Regions from separate parts of the Mus musculus genome. Here region 1 is linked to region 2. Evidence: chromatin loops called from intact Hi-C (ENCODE). Cell type or tissue: left cerebral cortex. All regions are shown on one strand.

Region 1 (8,000 bases), 790 kb before region 2:
GCTAACACCTCCTTCCTCCTGGTCTCACTTAATTTTAACACAAGGTGAATATTTTCATGTCTGCCTTTACAGAGGTGCAGGCTGATGGGTGTCCCTGGAAGTTTCAATATGTACTGTAGAGCACATTGTTCGTGGTAAGTGGAGAAATTTAGAAACAATTACAGCCAAGCCTCAGAATGTTCCCGACACCATGACTAGCATCAAAATATAAACAATGCTGTAGGTAGTTTATCAAATGAAATTTATGAAATGTCAAAAAGATTTAAAACTTTACAGCCCAAATGAAAGATGTCCATGAGGTAAATTGGGTCAGAAACGTGAAAATGCAGTGCAGACAAGTGTGCTTTGCAGCTATTACATTCACCGCTGGGGTGGCAGTATGCTCTGGCTGAAGAAAATGAGCAGACTATGCTAGAGGAAGCTGTTATTATGAAGAGGGGAAACATTCAAGATAAGATGTTAGAAGGTTTGATGAACATTACGGAACAGAATTAAATACTCACTCTGTATTATCTACTGAAGTTTTCATTTTGTGAATTACATTTGAGAAGTGGTAGCATAAAATTAGAATAAAATATAAAAGAACTATAATTAAATATAAAAATGGATGGATAAACATATTTTAGGCTTAAAGAATTAGAGGAATTCTCACTTAAAACTATAAATATTCTTATAATGTATATAAGGAGACATTTAATTCTTTTGAAGGCATGCTAAGTAGTTAAAAGACGCACTGTTAATCCTAAAGACCTGAAAATCAACTGTTAAGCTTGTAGATTATCCTCAGGGACCAAGAGGAGGTTGAGCAACACAAATTATAGCATGTGTGAAGTTCAGGGTGTCCTTACAGATAATGCCCGGAACAATACATGCTAAAACACTTGCTAATCCAGAAAACGGGATACCTTCCATAAAAGATGTAGATCACCAAAACAAATCTAAAGAGAAATAAAATCTCAATAACTTCCTATCTATTAAAGAAATCCATTACTGAAAAGATTCCCATGAAGAAAAATATTGGTCCAGACACTTTCACGGATTAATTCTACCAAATACTTTAGCAACAAATAATACCAGTCCCACGCAAAGTATTAGAAGCAAGACACATGATGGCAGCATTTCTCTGATGCAAAAATCAAACAGGTTACACAGAAAACACTACAGACCAGTATGCTCTGTAGTAAAGATTTTTAAAAATATCGAATAAAATCACAACATATTGTATTCAGCAAATATGTAAGAACAAGGCCTCGTTTTATGCCAAGAACGTAAGACTGAAGGACTGTTTATCATTAGAAAGACAATTGCTATAATGTTCAGTAAATCGACAGAATAACAGAAAACATGTAAAAAGCTGTAAACAACAAAATCTGTGGAGGAAAACACAGTTGAAAACTCCAAGCTTTGGCTAAGTAAGCTTCCTTAACTAGAATATTAAAAAATCAAGATAGTAGCCGGGCGGTGGTGGCACACGCCTTTAATCCCAGCATTTGGGAGGCAGAGGCAGGTGGATTTCTGAGTTCAAGGCCAGCCTGGTCTACAAAGTGAGTTCCAGGTCAGCCTGGGCTACACAGAGAAACCCTGTCTCAAAAAACGAAAAAACAAAACAAAACAAAAAAACAAAAAACAAAAAAAAAAAAAAAACAAAAAAAAAAACAAACACCAAAAACTAAAAAAAAAAAACAAAAAACAAAAAAACCCACGGAGATAATTGGTAAATATTTCATGATATTCAAAACTTTTATCTTTGATGGGCATCATCAAAATTGCAAAAAAGAAAGCCACAAAATAAGAGAAAAGTTTCATATTGTGTGTTATCTAATAAAGGAACTGTTTACACAATACAGCATTAAGCACACACACACACACACACACACACACACGCACACACACACACAAAACTCTTTCTCTCTCTGGGAATGGCCAATAAACACATGAAAAATTACTCAAGACTGTGAGCCTTAATGGAAATATTAAAGTAAACTCATAATGACACACTACAATGGCTCAATTAAATCAGCTAAAACCTACCAAATAATATCATAATGTCAGCATTGCTAACAATGTTAGATATTTAACAACATAAAGCAATGGAATTCTCACTCACTAATGGTGAAAGTTTAAAAGGAGTCAATGACCTTTGCAATGTTGCACATTTTTTTCTAAGTAAAGCATGCATTTGCCACATGACCAATCTTAAATATACCCCTAGAAGAGACAAAAAATGTGTTCATGCAGAGATTTTCACAATGTTCATAGCAGGCTTATTCACAAAGGCTATGGATTGGAATCAAGGCAAAGTCCATCAACTGGTGAATGGGTAAAGGGCGTGCAATATGTCTGTACAGTAGAATACTCAGTGATTAAAAGAACAAACTCCTGGTCAACACAGAAGCTTGGACTAATCTTAGAAACGAAATGTTTAGATAATGATGCTAGAGAGCAGGAAGGAAATTGTAGGCTTATCACACCCACACTCCCCTTCTGCCTTAAGGAATTGTATATGATCCTGGTCTACATGTATATAGACCAGGTGTATATGACAACTATTCACTGATGGTAAGTAATAAGGAAACCAACATTAAAACAGTTCTTTGGTATTCATAGAACAACTTATTAAGTATAAAAGCTAATTCACATACTATTAAAATATATCAACTTATTTTTACACATGAGTACACACTCGCATGTAGAATATATGTCAATGTGTGTGGAGGCCAAAAAACATCTGATGTCACTCCCGAGGCACTATTTATACCCCTCCACCACTTTTCTTTCACTGTTCTGGTACTAGCAAAGTTAGGCTAGGCTGGCTAGCTAGTAACCCCCAAGATCCAAAATCAAGATAAAATGTGTTCCAAACTTTTTGAAACATGTTGAGGAATAATGGTGTATGTGTAGGGGAGCCTTCCTTAATTAAGTCATGTCTCTACAAGTACAGTAAACGGTGTATGTACATTAAGGTGCTACAATTCATATGTCAGAATAGAGTTGAATCTAAGCTAAGCTGTCTCAGGTAGCATTGGTTATTGTTGTGTTGTGACAACATGTTATGTGTTCAGAACCAAGATTGCAGCGAAAATCACAGAAATGCATCTCCAATTCATTATACATTATATTCTGAATAAATTCTTGTCCTTGCACATTCAGAAACTGTTGCCAACTTTTCCTGGACCCACATTTAGTCACTTGAGCCCCTAAGGGGTCATGGCTCACAGTTTAGAAAGTTGAAATTGATAGGAACTCCAGAAAAGATATATGTAAGCCTTAATCACAGAGAGTTGTGTGTGACAGAAGGATTAGTTTCCAACTGGCACAAGGGGCCTCCTTAGAGTTTAGGAGCTGTCTTCTCAATCTGAATATTTGTGATGTTCCAACAGCTGCTCACTTGATGGAAGCATGCCAGTGCACCAGATTACACCTGGATGACATAATGGAAAAGCTAACAGTCATGATGGGTATCGAAGATGCACCTGCAGGTCTTCTTATGCAGGCTGCTGGTGGCATATATATTGGCTGAGTGTTTGAAGAAAGGAGGTCAGCAATGTATTTTAATCATCGTCTGGCAATTTTACATCTAAGATTTTATTCTGTGGTTGGGGGAAGAGCTCATTACTAAAGGGTTTGCCACACCAGCTTGAGGACCTGAGTTCAGTCAGTCTTCACCACCCATGTAAAAGCTATCTCCAGTAGCACACACTTGCAATTCTAGTGCTTGGGAGGTGGAGACTGGAGGATCCCAGAGGCTTGCCAGCTGCATGGGTGATCTCCCGTGTCAATGAGAGATCTTGCCTCAAAAAGTAAGGAAGAGAACATTTGAGGAAGACACCTCTGGCCTCCATATGCACGCATACAACCGAGCACATACATGCATACACCTGAAGACTCTGAAACAAACATACTTTTTAATAAGAATAAATTTTAGTTTAATATCAAAAACAAAAACAAAACAAACCAACCAGAAAACAAAAATAAGCCTGCCACACCACACAAGGCAATAAAGAAATTGTAGATGAGTCATAAGAGGGATGATTTTGGAGATGTGGTAAATTATACTTCCAAAGATTTTCAATAGTATAGTAAAATATGTACAAAGAACATTACAAAAATGAAACTAAATAAAACCATGCCTCTCTAAAATATAAATTATAGAATAAAGTAGAAAAACTATAACAATCATGATGTCTAGTTGGCAAATAACTTCTCTTTATACATGTCTGCATTTACCAAATGCTTTATAACTTGTGAAAGTTCTGTTTACAATAAAACAGCAATGAAAAAGCTAATATTAAACACTTGGAATTACCACATAACTTGTACATACTGATTTGAGTGCTGGTTTCATTACACAAGGGGTGAGTCTATCATGGAGACAATTATCTCTATAAAGATCATGAGGAAAACTATCTCTATAAAGCGATCTCAGAGAGATAAGTTTTCCATAGGAAATTAAATTCTCTGGAAAAATAAATGGCATGGTCAGAGCGAGCCAACGTTAGGTGGCATAAGTGTACCACAGTATGTGAGCTGCGAGAGAAGCACTTGCCTGAACAGAGCTTTGAGGTTTTCTGGTAATTCGGTTCGACCGGCATATCCTGGGTTCAGAGTAATAAATATTCCAACCGAGGGTTTCAGCGGGATAGTCTCTCCAAGAAATACAAATCTACCATAAAGAGAACGTTGATGGAATTAAATGTGTTCACTGAACATGAATGCACACTGACAAATGCAAGCCCCTGCAAAATGCAAATGTGTATTAGAAAGCTGTTTGTCCTGGGTAATTTTCTTTAAGATTCATAAGCACACACATTTCGAATGTTTTGAAGCATATTTATTAAAAACAACCCCCCTTCCCGTCTAGAATCACAATATGGGAAGCTTTTTCCCCCTCCCCACAGCCTAAAATGGAAGAACGGAGAGCTAGCTGACTGCTTAAGATTTAATCAAAGGTGATGACAGTTTTGCCTTCAGTTCCTTGAATGGAGCACTGCACAGAGAGTATCCATGCTCAAAGGAGCAGGAGGAACGACTCCCTGTCCAGTTTCACCTGCCCGCCCGTTATTCAGTAAATCTCTACTAAGCATCTCTGCATGGTAGGAATGTCTGGTGGTCAGGACAGCAGGCCAGTGGGCTCTGCTAGGCTCAGAGTACAGAGCCATCAATGCCACACATTAGGCATGACAATTATCCTCTTTGTTTCAATTTCCTCATTTAATAAAAAGGGAGAATAATCCTACCTACTGGTGAGGATCTGAAAGAATATGAAATAATGGTTTGCAACACAATACCCAGGGCATAGTAAATATCCAACGGATATTAGCTATGAATACTGCTATCTTCACCACGCTAAGGCTAGGAAGAAACAACGATTTTCAGAAAGAAATTATGAGTGCCCAGTTAGACCTTTGATGACCAAGGCAATAAAATGGTAACAAGCAAAGTAAGCTTTCAGACAGGGCCAAGCAGACAAAATGTAAGGTGACCTCAGAAAGATCTCTTGAAGGAAGGGGGAAGGCTAAAGTGGTGTCTCAGAGGAAGGAGAGCAGAGACACAGATACTGGGGCTTTCTGGGGGATTTAGATACTAGGTAGCTAACAGCAGGTGATTATTTTAATGGTTCAGGTTAAAATGGAGAAATCAGGATTTTCCAAAATGTCAATTAAGGGAAGGCAGGCAAGCTTGGCTCACAGAGGTCAGGAGTGTGGTCAGGGTCTAAGCATCTCTCTCCCAGCATTCATAGCAATGATGGGCAGGGCCTCCAAGCAGAGGGAGGAGCCTCTAACAGATGGACTCAGCTTAGATCTATGGCTTAGAACCTGAAGGGTAAGGAGAATTTAATCAACTCATGAGACCATGATGGAGACTTGCAGCCTGTTTATGAACAGGAAGAAGGAAGAAGGGAGAGGCCTTAAAATGCAGGCAGAGGCACCACCAAGTATGCCTGGGAATTTTCAAATCACTTCTGACTAAATACATAAATCTGCATGACAAAGGACGGCCTCAGATGACTTTATCGGGATCCCAGATAATGGGATTCCGAGTAAAAGTCAAATATGGCCGGGGATCTAACTAAAATTCCACTGAGACAGAACCAGAAGTGAGGTGGGTAAGGCAGCAGGCATCTGGATGTTGGAAGCTGGTGTTAGGACCCAAAGGTGGAAACATATTTCTCTGACAAACTGGAAACTTCTAGAACAAGTGCACAGCTCTGAGAAAGGGATTGGGGTGGGAATCCTTTATCATTGAGGTGGGGGAGAGCAGACTAGAAGTGTTCTCGTGCACAACAGAAGTAGCTGAGCAAAATACCCTAAACATGGGAGAGATGAACAGGCTGGCTAAGCCCAGCTGTATTCGTGGAAGAAGGCCACCAAGAGAACTACATTCACATGGTGTATCATGCTTATTCTGAAATTTTAGTCATCGAATTCCAAATGCTTTGCTTTCGGAATAAGGTGCCACAGGACAAAGAGTTTACATTCCAGATACATCTGGGATGGTGTTGCCCCCAGTCACTCATTGGGAGGGGTCCCAACAAAGCGGGTAGAGATGGAAGATCTGGCACTTTGACTCTAGTGTATTAAATGACAGAGGCTTAGGAGACCTCAACTGCATTCTTGAGTTGCCATATGCAGCCATTTCAGCAGAAGTCTGAATGATGAAGGGAGAGGACATATAGATGCCTGTGCATTATAGTACAGAGGTGAAGCTTGGGAGCTGCATAAAGTCAAAAAGGGAGAAGGTGGAGGCAGGGGGAAGGCCTGCAAGCACGAGCCTGAGAGATCCAGCCTGTCCAAATCCTTTCCATCAATCAACATGGGGCTCTGGAAGGGAGGCCCTGTACTTTCCAGATGAGAGGAAACCTGGAAAGGGACAGTGTGGGGGAGGGGGTGTCCTATGCCTTGGGTGAAGCAAACTCCTTGAGACTTGCCAGAAGGCCAAGAAAGATGAACACTGAAGCCTCTTCACGGACCTCAACACAAAGCTACTAGTAGAGATAGGTGGCTGGGTTATTCAGCATTACTATTTGCAATTATTTTATCCATTTAACATGACAGAGATGAGTTACAAAATTCTGAGAAGGTAAGGTTATCTTCTGACTGTTCGGTGCGAGGGGGTAGGTGGATAAAAAGAACCAAGGAAGGAAGCAAGCAAGCAAGGAAGCAAGCAAGTCAGCCAGATAGCCACAGGCCCACCTCTTTCTCCCGTTCCTGATGGCGTCATGAATCATCTTCACCTGCACTGCCACTACAGACAGAACCTCCACAGCGATGCGGTTGAACTCATCAAAGCAGCCCCATGCTCCCGTCTGCACCAGTCCTTTATAGATGTTTCCTATGGACTACAAGGAGGTGGTAGAGTCAGAGTGGAACAGAGGGTCTGGGACACTGACAGGTGGGACAGCTCTGATCTTAAAAACCAAAGTGCTCCAGGATCCAGAGCACTGGGTACCAACACGACATCACACGTGGAAGAATCCCCATGTTGTTAAGTTTTGCTTCACAAAATGACTAAACCTACTGAGTAAAGTCACCTTAAGTCACAGTAGATGTACATGTAATACAAATGAACTGCATGGTCAGACTTGGACTGCAGGCCTACACTATCACGAAGATGAAAATATAGAAAAACCTGAAAAATTCAGAAGTGAGAAATACTTCATGGCTCTGAGCATTTCAGACAAGGTATATGGCTCTCTCCAAGTGGGATTCATGTGGCTGGAACATATTTTATGCATTTAATAACTTACCCTGTAGTCCATTTGCTCTGAGCAGTTGAATACGTAAACCATCATGCCCAGGGCACGGCCAAGGTCTTTGGTGGTTTCCGTTTTCCCTGTTCCAGCTGGGCCAGCCGGAGCGCCGCTCATGGTCAGATGAAGTGATTGAGTTAAAGTGATGTAACACCTTCACACAACAAAACACAAACACTGCAGTCAAGCCTGCTCTTTTACGGTACACTGAGTCTAAATGATTTTCTTTTAAAAAGTGGCTAAAAACCAA
Region 2 (8,000 bases):
GCTTTATTTAGTAGCCTGCGCGCTTCCGCACCAGGTGCCCACACTGAGGAGAGAGTGAAGCACCCCCTTCCCACCTTTCCTGCCAGGGTCGCACGCCGCTGGCAGCGCGCTCAGTCGCGGAGGACAGCCCCGGTCGCTTAGCAAAGCTGGGGAGTTGCAGCCAAGCCTTGGGCAACCCAGAAGCCAGCAGCTGGCTTATCCGTAGCCTGCGGAGGTACGACGCGCTCCGCTTCCCTGTCTTCTCCCACCAGGCTTTCCCCGTAGCTTTCTTCCTTCCCCTTTTTTATCCGTTAACCCGTGTATATGTCAGACCACACTTGCATTCGAAACTGTATTTGCAGTAAGAAAGAAACTTTGATGTTTTCAATGATAAAATTCCCATTTGTGTTTAGTGGTTACAAATGGCTTTATTTACTTGTCTTGGAATCTACACATTTTAATCTATTAATCAAGAGGCAGAAGCAGCATATCTCACTCCCCGCTCTCTGGAAGGAGAAAGCAGACATCCAGACCTCTGTTTTCCTTTTATAACCTCATTTCTCTGGTTGTGAGAGTTTCCCAGCACCAAAACTGCCTGCACACACACACACTCTCTCTCTCTCTCTCTCTCTCTCTCTCTCTCTCTCTCTCTCTCTCTCTCTCTCTTCTAAAAAATAAAAACACCACCACCTAAAACAAGAACAACAACATACACTCCCTTTCTCTGCTGCAGCTAAAGAGAAGGTGATATATACATTGTAGCTGCAAGGTGTTAGCTATACTTCGGCAAGTAGTTCCCAGGATGTAAATTAGGTCCCAAAAGCTGTTGTCCAAATCGAAGAAACAGAGAAATTAATCTGGGAGACTATCCATCATCACCGGTAATAAAGAGAGCGACATGGATGAGACAGATGATATGATTAAGGGGCTGTGGTCGTTTTAATTAACTTTTTGCTGTCCTGTAATGATCAAACTGGTCACCAGACCCGGTCAATAAGCATGTTAATATCAAACAAATAAAACCAGGGATGATTAAAAACCTCCTGGTTTATTAAATTTGAAATTCAAATGAAATTTATGCTGCAGATGCATACAGAATGCTAATAGATTTTAGCTTTATTGATAGTGGATCCCACAGGTTTGCAAGAAAACAGCACACTGTCTAAGCATGTTTTTTGCAGCATGTTAAAGTTCTTGTTGTGTAGGGGAAACTTTTAACTGATGTTTGGGAAGCTGAACTTCCTGTATTTCTTCCTCCTTTTCTCTAACCATCTCAATTATTAAGTACAATACTGCACAACAATGCTTAATATCAAAACAGGTGAACTGAACTCTGCCTTCAATGGCTTAACCAGACCAGCTGTATCTGTCATCTTCTCTTTCATAGGACAGGATTCAAGTGTGCTTGAGTTACTTCTCAAAGTGTGTGTGTGTGTGTGTGTGTGTGTGTGTGTTGGTGTTGGGGGTGTCATTGAGAGTAGTTTCATTTAAAGTAGAAGCCAGACTATGAGTGTTTTAACTCTGCTGTTTGATAACCTCATTATACACACACTATCCCTTTCATGGAGGAAGGGAAGACAGGAAATCAAGCAAAGGAGAAAGAAGTCTTTCAGCAATCTCCCACTTTCATAATGGGAGTAACTTGAATGTGTAAATTTAAATGTGTATGTATACCATACATCAGTGACACACTGATAAATATTTTCTAGTGTAAGCTATATATACAAACCTTTACAAACCCTCAGTGCTGAAAGCAAACCTCATGCAAATGGAAGAATCTAGCATCTTCACTAAATTCACACCAACATTGTGACTCATTGTCATAGGAAGAATGGCATGTGATTCTAAATGCACTTCTACAAATGAAAGATGTTAGCATTAGCCTAAAATGGAGTAGCTCAGAACTGCAGTCACATGATGCTGAGTTTTTCTAATTCCCGAATTTTTGAGGAAACTGGTTAACGCCTCTGTTTACTCTCATGCTCAGCATTTAACTTTTTAATAACCCTGCCTCCTTTTCTTCCAGAAGATAGGAGGATAAAAAGATACAATAACTATTCATAAGAAGGAGTCTTCCTTCAAAGCACTTCCCTCCACCTTTGAGGGTGATGGTATTGATTAACGTTAAACCCCAAATTTGAACAACTGTATATTAGGTTCTTAAAATGAATATCATTATGGAAGGAGACCAAAGCAATGAAGTTAATTCTCTTTTATTTGTTAAACGGAGTTCCCTCCTTCCCCCACCCCTTCCTCCTTCTGGGCTGTCCTGTCACGCCTTCTCAACACGCTAAAATCATTCAGAGGGGCTTGCAGAGAGAAACAGGACATTTATGGTAAGCGTTAGCTTTCAGAGAAAGAAAGCAGTTCATTAATTTACTTCACAGTTACTTCTAAGTATGTGGATGTCCCTTACTCCCTTAATCAATAGATATGATGTACAGTCAATACCCCTGCACATGAAAAAAAAAAGGCTCAGAAGTGCAAATCCCTGCACAACAAACATTAGGTCTAACTGTGCAGGTGAAATTTATGCAAAGGATGAAGCCCTACTTTGGACTTCTGCATAACCCAGGAGAATTAATTTTTGACATCTTCAGAACCTGCAATACACTTGAGAACAACCAATTAAAAAAAAAAAGTCTCCCAAGTCAAAACACATCAGTTCTGTCATCTACTCACATTTTAATCAATTCCCCTTTAGTATTAGACTTCTGAGAGTCTTCCTAACAGGGTAAAATAGGAATTATTGTGGTTTTAAAATGCATGAATATTCAACAAGACTCCAAGGACTAGATTTTCTCCTTTCATACTGGTACTGGCCTTTTTGTGGCTTAAGAATTTCTGTTGTGGTGACCACAGAATTGTAATGACATTTCTGAAGGCAACTAATAATAAAAATAGCAAGTAAGTGACTAAAACGCAGAGAATTTGAAGTAAATGCGCATGATGACTCGAACGCACTGGTAGATGGCTTGCTCAAACCATAGATGCTCCTATAAATGCAGCCCGAAAAGCTCACCTCCATTCTTACATAAATAGTACCAACAGATTTCAGTCATTCTGATTTTTCTGTCAGAAAGGCACAGTGGGGTTACCTGAGAAAACTTATAAACTGGGTAAAATGCTCCTCAATTTCTCATCCAATGGGAGAAAAACACACCCCCTCTTACTCCTCTTTCCATCTAATCCTTTTGTAATTTTACTGCATGCCAAGGGGCAAACACACCTCCTCCAGGACGTGCACTTCCAAAGCTTGAATCCCACCTCTGGTAGAGGGTAAGGGCGGCCAGATCTAAGTAAGGACTCAAAGGCGCAGGCGCACACTTGCACCATATCACTACCCCCTTTCCAATCTTTCTATTTGACCGAAACATCAGGAAATGGAAGGTAAGTATCAAGATTTTCTTCAAAACTATACTGAAAGAGTCCAGGAAGCTGGGGGGGGGGGGTCACTCCTTTTTTTATGTTCAAAGGGCAGAGGAAGTTAGTAACTTGAAGATAGGACTTGGGGCGTTTATTTACTGGCCTCACTCAACTTCGCAGTTTCTCTATCCAGACCGCCAATCTCTTAGGCACGTACACTTTATTGTATTGTTTCGGTTCCCTACCCCTAGCTTTGGTGCTCGCGCGCACGCACACGTCGGTCTTCCCTCTCGATCGCGCGCACCCACTCTCCACCTACACCAAACGGGTGCACGCCTCTCCACACCCGGGATTGAACGTACTGTCGCTCCTGACTCCCTACGGTAGAAGGACTCAGTTACCTTACACACTTTCCAGCTCTGTCCCTGACCCCTTTTGTCACACACGTAGTTACTCGGCCCGCTCTCGGTGGTTGTACGACCACTCTCTGCCCTTGCTAGGTCACGGTTTTTGCGACCCTGCCCAGTTACCCCTCCGCTTTCTACACTGCTCTCTCCGAGGTGGGTCACACTCGCGATCATTTTTCACGCGCGCGCACACGCACACTCTGCGACACTCGCACCCCCACACTCCCGCCGGCGCCGATGACCTCACGGCGCGCGCGCCGCGCGGCCCGGCGAGGCCACAGATTGGCTGGCCGCGCCTCCGCGGCACTTCAAAGCCGGAGAGGGAGCTACAATTGTGGCGGAATGGGCGGAACTGATCATTGTATTGCACACCTCTAAAAAAAACACTGCCTCTGATTTATCAATATAAAAAAGATCCTCTGAGAGGAGGAGGGCGCTTCTGTGTGATGGCAACTTCACTTCTAGGGGTGAGTCTCAGGATCTTCTCTTGCTGGTTTAATTAGTTTCCTTTTATTGCCTATCGGAGGGGGTTAAAGTCGCCCCGGCCAGGCCACGGGCTATCAGTCTCTCTATTGAGAGCCACCACCACCCCCCTAAATACAAGTGAGTTTAGAAAAAAGAAAGGGGGGGGGGAGGAGGCAGAGCCACTTTTTTTTTTTTCAGCACAGGAAAGGTTCGTAGGGCATTGAGACCCGCCACCTCGCAGAGCCTGGCCGCTCCCTGCTCGGGAGAACTGAGCATAGCCCCTAATACACTCGACGATTTCGAAGGGGAACGCGAGTAAGTTTTTCCCTCCTGGGCATACTGCAGATTCTCCCCCTTCCCCTTAATATTTTTCCTCAGCCCGGTTTGTATTGCAGGTACGTTGAGCTCGTCTTATTTCTACCATTATAGAGAGATATATATTGAGAGAGAGAGATGAAGGGGGTGGAGAGAGAGAGAGAGAGAGAGAGAGAGAGAGAGAGAGAGAGAGAGAGAAGAAAAAAATGGAAGAGCGAGTAATGGAAGAGCCGGGGAGAAGCAACTAAGGATGGGTTGAGGGGGATCTGAAAAGAGTTTTCAAAGCTCTCTTGGGATTGCAGTGTAGTGATCTTAAACGCAATCCAGAAATTTCCCCAGGTTGTAAGGTAAAAAGGAAACTTCTCCCTCCCTAGTCTGGATTTGGACTTTCTGTTCGTTTGATCGAAAGCGTCTAGGGCTTTGTGAACACAAGAGTGCCGTCTTAGTTGAGAATTCTTGTTAAACTCTTCTTTAGCGTGGCGCTTTGCTCCAGAATCAGACGCTCGCCGCCAAACTTGTCCCCTCCTGTAGAGTAGGAGGCAGCCGGGCGCCGGGGCAGCTGGGGGTGCAGGGTAAGTTGGTGGCAGTGTGCAGCAGCTAGAGATGGGGAGCAGTGGGGCGTCTGGAGGCTACCAGGGGACTAATACACATTTCTTTCCTCCCTCCCCCACCGGCCCTTTGCCCACTACCCCTCCCCCACCCTTCTTCTCTGCTCCGGTCTCAGGAAGAACCGAGGTTGGGATCCACTCCTCTGGCCATGCTTGCTGCTACCTGTAATAAGATCGGCAGCCCCAGCCCGTCTCCCTCCTCCCTGTCGGACAGCTCTTCTTCCTTCGGTAAAGGCTTCCACCCTTGGAAACGCTCCTCGTCTTCCTCCTCCGGCAGCTGCAACGTAGTGGGTTCCAGTCTCTCTAGCTTCGGTGTGTCGGGGGCCTCCCGGAACGGCGGCTCCTCCTCAGCCGCAGCGGCGGCAGCGGCGGCAGCAGCGGCGGCCGCAGCCCTGGTGTCCGACTCTTTTAGCTGCGGAGGCTCGCCCGGCTCCAGCGCCTTCTCTCTCACCTCCAGCAGCGCCGCCGCAGCGGCAGCAGCTGCGGCGGCTGCCGCTTCCAGCTCGCCCTTTGCCAACGACTACTCTGTGTTCCAGGCTCCGGGCGTCTCGGGGGGCAGCGGCGGCGGCGGCGGGGGAGGCGGCGGCGGTTCCGGAGCGCACTCGCAGGATAGCTCCCATCAGCCAGTGTTTATCTCCAAGGTGCACACGTCGGTGGACGGACTGCAGGGTATCTACCCGCGCGTGGGAATGGCGCACCCGTATGAGTCCTGGTTCAAGCCTTCGCACCCGGGCCTTGGCGCCGCGGCCGACGTGGGCTCCGCGGGCGCCTCCAGCTGGTGGGATGTGGGCGCGGGCTGGATCGACGTGCAGAACCCCAATGGGGCGGCAGCGCTGCCCGGCTCGCTGCACCCGGCGGCCGGGGGCCTTCAGACGTCGCTGCATTCACCGCTGGGAGGCTACAACTCGGATTATTCCGGCCTGAGCCACTCCGCATTCAGTAGCGGTGCCTCGTCGCACCTGCTCAGCCCTGCAGGACAGCACCTCATGGACGGTTTCAAGCCGGTATTGCCCGGCTCTTACCCCGATTCCGCCCCGTCGCCGCTGGCCGGCGCGGGCAGCTCCATGCTGAGCGCGGGGCCCGCGGCGCAGTTAGGGGGGTCCCCACGCTCGTCCGCTCGCCGCTACTCCGGCCGCGCCACTTGCGACTGCCCCAACTGCCAGGAGGCTGAGCGGCTGGGCCCAGCGGGAGCGAGCCTGCGTCGCAAAGGGCTGCATAGCTGCCACATCCCGGGCTGCGGCAAGGTGTACGGCAAGACGTCGCACCTGAAGGCGCACCTGCGTTGGCACACCGGCGAGCGGCCGTTCGTGTGCAATTGGCTGTTCTGCGGTAAGCGCTTTACGCGCTCCGACGAGCTGCAGCGGCACCTGCGGACCCACACGGGCGAGAAGCGCTTCGCCTGCCCGGTGTGCAACAAACGCTTCATGCGCAGCGACCACCTGAGCAAGCACGTGAAGACACACAGTGGTGGCGGCGGCTCGGCGGGCTCCGGCGGCGGCAAGAAAGGCAGCGACACCGACAGCGAGCACAGCGCGGCGGGAAGCCCTCCTTGCCACTCCCCTGAGCTGTTGCAGCCTCCAGAGCCGGGCCACCGCAACGGCCTGGAGTGACTGTCGCGATGCCTCCCACCTGAATCCCGTCGGGCTTGTGTACCTAGACTGGGCTCCAGTCTAGGCTAGCTGTGCGTTCTTTCCCCCAACTTCTCATTCTCTCTCTCACCGGTTTTCTGCTCTTAACTTTTAGGATGTGGACAGTAAGTAGCACACATCGGTGGCTGAATCCTTGGCTCCCTTCTGCACAGTGACAGCCATGCGGGGCGCAGTGGAAACCCGCTCCTCCAGCACTGGGCTGGCGGAACTTTGAAGAGGCTGTGGCCTCTGGGGTTAGGACGGGATGAATGGGTTGTCTGGTAGAACAGTGGCTTTTGTGGCCTTGGAAAGAACAGTGTTCAACCCGCTTGAGCCGCAGCTGTAGGGAGAGGGATGTAGGAGTCCTGCCAAGGAATCCCCTCCTGGACCCCCGAGTGCTCCCCTTGGACTGTCCTGTGCTGAGCATTACACTCGTGGGAGGACTGCTGCAACCCAGACCGGGTTAGCAGAGTTTAGATCTCCCCATTCAGCTCTGGCTAGGTCTTTGTGCCCTGCGGGTGAACCGATGAGAGTTCTGCGAACGGGAATCAATGCCTCCCCCTCCTTTCTTCTTTGTAACTTTTTATTTTTTAACTGAAAAACTGAGAGGAAAAAAATAAACAAGCAATCTTCCTCTTAGCTTCTCGTTTAGATAGTTTTCCTCTGCTTGCGAGCACGTTTCTCTCCAAACTGCAAATATTGATCCCAAAGTTATTTTGGTCGCCGTAATTTATGGGGTGGGGGCGGGAGTGAGGGTAGGTGTCTTTTCTTATGCAAAAATACCCCCTTTCCGGTGAGACCAGATTAAGTATCTTCGTGTTTGTCTTTTTCTACCTCGGTTTTTTCACCATCCCCAAGCATATTCTTCCAACTTCCCACATCACCACCACTTTTGGGTTAGTCTAGGAATCAATTTATCTACTGATTTCTGTAAATTATTGCAAGTCATTGATTAATTTTAGGGTTAAACTTTTTCTTTGTGATTTAAACTTAAGTGAAGAAGCTATCGTTTATTTCAGATGAGGCTGTAGTTTAAATGCCAAAAGAGGGAAACGGGGAAACAATTTTTAAAAATTCTTTGTAAAATATATCTGAACCTAATGGTTTGTACAACTGGAAAATCGTTCTAGATTAGTTTCCCATTAAACTTGACTCCGCCGCTGTGAGGTGTGAGACGATTTTGTATAGTATTTTTCTTGTACATTACTTCCGGTAAATATTTGAAAATATAT

The links. A loop is a pair of places that touch in the nucleus more often than their neighbours do. Peaks named below come from ENCODE experiments on the same cell type or tissue, not always from the same donor. Only the 100,000 strongest peaks of a DNase experiment are listed, where the experiment ranks them.
Region 1: a loop joins it to region 2, with 3 times the contacts of the local background. A loop is called at or near these places in 5 of 42 quality-filtered maps.

Annotation. Positions count from the first base shown.
Region 1 is chr12:118,052,547-118,060,546 of GRCm38, forward strand. Dnah11 (dynein, axonemal, heavy chain 11) reads right to left here. Exons shown (of 82, transcript NM_010060.3): 33 at 7,748-7,904; 34 at 7,194-7,339; 35 at 4,547-4,663. Among named protein-coding and RNA genes, the nearest start is that of Dnah11, 140 kb to the right of the region's middle. In left cerebral cortex, a CTCF peak has its summit at 4,508; a DNase peak (open chromatin) is centred at 4,517.
Region 2 is chr12:118,843,123-118,851,122 of GRCm38, forward strand. Sp8 (trans-acting transcription factor 8) reads left to right here and starts at 4,111. Exons shown (of 2, transcript NM_001379379.1): 1 at 4,111-4,219; 2 at 5,257-8,000. The coding sequence starts at 4,199. The coding sequence ends at 6,750. In left cerebral cortex, no CTCF peak of the experiment used is centred here; DNase peaks (open chromatin) are centred at 360, 3,689, 4,015, 5,029 and 2 more places; H3K4me3 peaks cover 1,097 bases.